Regions from separate parts of the Homo sapiens genome. Here region 1 is linked to region 2. Evidence: chromatin loops called from intact Hi-C (ENCODE). Cell type or tissue: heart right ventricle. All regions are shown on one strand. Each heading gives the region's core, and the rest is flanking DNA. Links, peaks and the distances in the headings are about the cores only.

Evidence for each region. Peaks named below come from ENCODE experiments on the same cell type or tissue, not always from the same donor. Only the 100,000 strongest peaks of a DNase experiment are listed, where the experiment ranks them.
Region 1: it touches region 2 in a loop (5-fold over the local background); 27 of 110 quality-filtered maps call a loop at or near these places.

What each region holds. Positions count from the first base shown.
Region 1 is chr4:119,125,656-119,128,579 of GRCh38, forward strand. The region is part of intron 2 of LOC102723967 (a long non-coding RNA gene); the gene reads left to right. LOC105377395 (a long non-coding RNA gene) reads right to left here. Exons shown (of 5, transcript XR_007058251.1): 1 at 2,543-2,924. Among named protein-coding and RNA genes, the nearest start is that of MYOZ2, 8.7 kb to the right of the region's middle. In heart right ventricle, for the core only: no CTCF peak of the experiment used is centred there; no DNase peak of the experiment used is centred there; H3K4me3 peaks cover 1,145 bases; H3K27ac peaks cover 2,500 bases.
Region 2 is chr4:119,045,293-119,048,216 of GRCh38, forward strand. The region is part of intron 4 of SYNPO2 (synaptopodin 2); the gene reads left to right. Among named protein-coding and RNA genes, the nearest start is that of SYNPO2-AS1, 62 kb to the left of the region's middle. In heart right ventricle, for the core only: no CTCF peak of the experiment used is centred there; a DNase peak (open chromatin) is centred at 1,169; H3K27ac peaks cover 2,500 bases.

The DNA of each region.
Region 1 (2,924 bases), core at 305-2,804, 80 kb after region 2:
AGAGTTAAGAATAGGTGTAGCCAGAGAGTTATCAGAATATAAGATTGCATAGGGCATTTTTAGGCCAATATAAGGACTGGCATTTTTAGGTCATGATGAGAACTGGCATTTACTCTGCCTAAAATAGGAAACCACTGGAGCATTTTGAGCAGAGGAGTTGAACTGTCTGATTTAAAATTTTAAAAGGTTCTGGCTACCTTGTGAGAAGAGACTGAAGTAAGATATGCATGGAAGTAGGTCATCAGTTATTAGGTTATTGCAATAATCTAGGCAAGAGAGATGGATCAGGGTGATAACAGTAAACTTCATGAGAGCATTTCAGTTGCAAATATATTCCAGATTTGCTGACCAGATTTGATAAGGAATATAGAAAAAGAGGAAAGAACAAGAGATAACAGAGTGTAGGCAGAAAAGAGAAAAGGTTCAAAGACTGAGCCCTGCAGTATTTCAACATTAAGAGCTTGAATTGCAGAATAGGAACCATCTCAAGGCTTTAAATACAAGTGCTGAACACTCTCAAATTTATATTTGTATCCCAGACTTCTCTAAAATTCAAGTTCTAAAATCCAGTTGGTTACTTTATGTCTCCACTTGGAAACAAGTCTTGAAGCAGTACTCATATAGCAAGCAGACTATGTTCTCTTATATTGTTTTTCCATTTATTCATTTCTCAATGATGTCCCATTTAGACATCTCAAAATTAATGTTCAAATTTGAATTTCTGACATTCTCTTCAAAACTCAATCTTTTTAGAGTCTTCCAAATCTCAGAGAATAGCAACTCTGTCCTTCCCATTGCTCAGGTCCCCAAACTTGCAGTCATTCTCCCTCTCACATCCTAATATCCAATCCATCAGCAAATCCTATTGGTTCTGCCTTCCAGAATCTGACCACATCTCACCACCTACACATGCATCAGTGCACGTAGAACCAAGCCACCCTCTATCTTTCCTAGATTATCACATAGCTTTCTAAATGGTCTCCTTGCTTCTCTCCTTGTCTTACTGTGATCCATTCTCCACAAAGCAAACACAGTGGTCCTGTTAGGACAGGAAGTTGTATTGTCTTTTCTCTGTGCAAAACTCTCTCACAGCTTCCTATCTCAGGTAGAGCAAAAGCAAAGTACTATGGCTGATGGGCCTGTGCTACCTCCTAACTTCTCTCTCCCTTACATGGCTCTAGTTACACTAGCCTCTTCACTTCCTTCAAATATACCTAACTATATCCCCACCTCAAGGCCTTTGTAACTGCTCATTCTGCCTGAGATATTCTTCCCTTAATAAATCCTCATGGCTTGCTTCTGCATTTCCTTCAGGTCTTTACTTACATGCCACCTTCTAAGTGAGGCCTTCCTTGGTCATCCTATCTAAATCACAATTTCTCCCCAAACAATGCTGCCTGGCTTCTCTACTATTTTTTCTTAGTATAATACTTCTTATTCTCTAACATACAGTACACTTCACTAGTTTTTCTTGTCCAGTGCCTGTTTCTCCCACTAGAAGATAAGCTCCATTGGAATGGAAAGTTTTAAAATTGTACTTACTTTTTTTTTTTTTTGAGATGGAGTTTCGCGTTTCGCTCTTGTTGCCCAGGCTGGAGTGCAATGGCACGATCTTGGCTCACCGCAACATCCGCTTCCTGGGTTTAAGCGATTCTCCTGCCTGGGATTACAGGCATGTGCCACCACGCCCGGCTAATTTTGTACTTTTAGCAGAGGCAGGGTTTCTCTATGTTAGTCAGGCTGGTCTTAAACTCCCGATCTCAGGTGATCCGCCCCCCTCAGCCTCCCAAAGTGCTTGGATTACAGGCGTGAGCCACCGTGCCCGGCCCAAAACTGTACTTACCTCTCAACACCTAGAGCTGTCATATACCTGGTATATGACAGTTGCTTAATAAATACTTATTGAATGAATACACTGAGAAAAAGTAGAGGAGGAAAACCAGGAGTATATATTCTTTTGGACTCAAGGAATAAAATGTTTCAAGTAAAATGAAATATTGATGATGCATTTTTAACTTAAAATGTTCATGTTTATTTTGAGAGGCAATGAAGCTTTGTTTTTGGAGCATGTACACCATTTCAGTTTCAAGAGGACTAATATAAAATAACGGAGCTAAAGGTCTCAAAACCACCATCCCTTCTTGCCCTACCACTGCAGATCAGGGAATCAGGTGATAAGAATGAAGAATGGATGATTGAGCCAAGAGTGAGAGAAAAAACTAATATACATTGCATTCCTGCTATATGCCAAGCGTTATGCTGCATTATCCAACAAATATTGCCACATGCCTACCATATGCCAGAACTATTTTAAACACTGGGGTTACAAAGTGACTCCATCTACTAAAGAATAAAACATTAGAGCACTGGTTCTCTCCACTAATCAACCATCATAGCCTTGGAAGTGAACTACCCCAAATCTCGCATCGTCAGAATTATTACTGTTTTATACACCAGTGTTTGTTTCTCTTTTATCTCTAAGTATGTTCAAGTTTCTGCTTCTGAAACACACACACACATACACACACACACACAAACTCACATATGCTTGTAGAACTTGCTTTCCCTTCTAGAAATTGAACTCTCTCTCTCTCCTCAGTTCACAGCCAGTCCTTTCAAATACATAGTTGCCATTTGCCGCATGCACTTCCCATCCACTCATTCTTATCTTAAATCCCTTCTATTTGGATTCTGTTACCACCACATTACAGAAGTGTCTCTAAATTCTGCCGATGACCTACTTCTTGCCAAATCAAGTGACCTTTTCTCATGTGTCTTTCTCTGTGACTTTTGTGCAGATCTTGGCAGTGCCTAAAAATTCTCTTTTCTTTTGAACTTTGCTCTTCCGTTTCTGTTCCAGTGTCTTTCTTTTTCTTATTCATTCATTCATTTATTCAACAAACTTACTAGGCGCTGAATGTTTT
Region 2 (2,924 bases), core at 222-2,721:
TCTACAAAAACTTCCCACATGCTGGATGCAGTGGCTCACTGGAAGCAACTTGAGAGCCTGAGGTGAGAGGATGTCTTGAGCCCGGGAGGTTAAGGCTGCAATGAGCTATGATAACACCACTGCTCTCTAGCCGGGGTGATAGAGCAAGACCCTGTCTCAAAAAAACAAAAACCCAAAAAACTCCCACAAGGTCAAAAGATTGTTTATTTTAAACAAGATCAACATTCTTTGTTTATTATGAAAATTACTTGTTTCTCCATAGAAACTGACGAAGTCTGAACTTTTTATATATACTATTCACTTTTTCTACCGTGGGAATCTAAATGAATGACGTTTACTATTTAAATCTTTTGAGGAAAGAGAGAACTTCAGAAAATATTTTGAAATGTGTTTAACATTTATTTTTTATGTTTGAACCAATTAAACTAGACTTTTATGAAAATAAACTTAAATAAGGCTGTTCCTCAAGAATTATAAAAAATTAAAACAGCAATCCCAACTACTTAAATAGAACACAGTCTATATTAATACAAGTATTGTCACAGGCTCTAACTTGTAGAGTGACATACTTCTTTTTTGAGAATAAAGAAAGGTAAGAGGGTAAAAATTGCTGGTATAGTAGTTTTTTCTGTTAACAGAGTTAATGCCTTAACATACATTATTTAAATAAAATTTTATTACCTATAGCTTTACTTCTCCAACTTCCCTATACAAGCCAGTATGTGCTTGTATAGGGAAAATTACCAATTTAGGGTAATATTAGGGTAAATTACCTAATTTACATGCCTCACTTTCCTTATTTGCAAAATGGAGGCCATAAGGTTGTTGAGAGGATTAATTGAGGTAACAAATACAGTGTTTAGAACTGTAGCTAGTACATAGTAAAAGTTTTGTACATTTTAGTTATTATTATCATTGCTTCAAAGATGAAAGAGACAACAAAAGTATATGCACACATTCCTCCTTCATGTTGGTCTTCTCGACCTTAAACTGTGTATCATTACTTTTATTCTTTTATAACAGAAGGTTTAAAAAAAATCAAGAAGTGTATATTTTGGCCCACTTAGACCTAGCAGGAAGATGAGGTCAGTGGCAATGTTTCTGGCCAACCCAGCTGCCTGCATTCTGATGACAGGAGGGCAGCCGGGGTTGGCACAGCAGCCTCGGAGGCGTGCACTGCTAATGCCACTTCAAAGGCAAGTCTCCCTCCTATTTTTGTCCTGGGTCAGCAGCCTGCCTATGCAGTTGCCTCTTGAACAAAAGGTCCTGCCAGGTCTCTGACACCTTTAGGGCCACACAGTCTCTTCCCACAATAACAAAAATAATCACCATTTGTTGAGCTACATGGCATTCCATTTATAAACACAATCTTTACTCTGCCCATAATCTTGAAACTGTAGCCAGCAATACTCCCATCTTACAATTAAGGAAAATAAGACTGGGAGAAGTTGAATTGCGTGGATAACAAAAGACAAAGGCAGAACTTTCAGGTCAATGTGACATCCAAGTTTCCATTCCTTCCAATATAAGATGCTGGCCTCCATTGTCATTTACAAGCCTTACGCTTTCTCACAAACAGATTTCCTAGAAGCAGAAAGTAAAACTTTTTGTTTAAAAGTCTGTTGTTTTGGAAGAGAAAATTTAATCTAAAAGTTAATCTAAGATGACTGGTGAGTAACAGAACCAAGATGATATGCTACATACAAGACCCTATCTCTTATTTTGATGTCAGAGTATGTCCATTGCATTCATGAAACTATTTATTTTGTTTATTTATTTTTTTTTTAGATGAAGTTTCACTCTTGTTGCCCAGGCTAGAGTGCAATGGCACAATCTCAGCTCACTGCAACCTCTGCCTCCCGGGTTCCAGCGATTCTCTTGCTTTAGCTTCCCAAGCAGCTGAGATTACAGGCATGAGCCACCATGCCCGACTAATTTTGTATTTTTAGCAGAGACAGGGTTTCACCATGTTGGCCAGGCTGATCATGAACTCCTTACCTCAGATGATCCACCCACTCGACTTCCCAAAGTGCTGGGATTACAGGCGTAAGCCACTGTGCCCAGCCCATGAAACTATTTAAACAACATGTGATTACTTGGCCACTTTTCTATTCAAAAATATGGTTTATTAGTCCTGATTATGTGCCCTTCTTGGCAGACAGAATGATACTGTGTACTTCTGCTGAAAGAAATAGAAACTCTCTTCCATTTTCTAGATAAGAGAGTCCTAAAACAGAATTTCCAAAAACTCCAGTTAGTGGAGGTAAACTTAAAATCCTCTTTAAGAAGGCAAGTGTTAGGGAATGAGGAAAAGACTATTTTATTGAGACTAGAACAAAATGACCTTCAAAGTGTTTTTATCCTCTAACTTCAAGCTTGATTGTATCTAAACCACCTCAAGGGAGCGTTTGTTTTATATTTAAAGACCTTTAGGTAAAGGGATTCTATATCTCTATGCAGAAATTTTTTCCAGTGTTGAACTGTTTCTACTGTCAAGAAAATTTTCACTGAGGGCTCATTAGAGCTGGGAGGGACTCTAGGAGATTAGTTAGTAGAGGCTGCCATTTCCTAACACGTACTTGCAGTCTCATGATAAACGGTAAATCAACTTTCAGCTTGCTCTTCTTCAACCCTAACTAATTCCAATCTCTTTTATCGTTTTCTTCTTAGGTCTGATTTATTTAATCTTGCAAATGTATTTCAGGTTCTCTTTAGGGTTTATGCATAATTTTCTAAGACTTTTCTCAATTGTGAAATCAAAGCCGTTTGAAACTCTTAAACTTCCACTGACCTGAATGCAAATCATTTATTTGAACCTTAAAAATCTTCCACCTGTTTAGAAAAATTGGTTTGTTCATAAATATTGACTAGTCCTGTCTGTCTTGTTGAACATGACTTGGGGTGCATATTGGTTTGCATATATT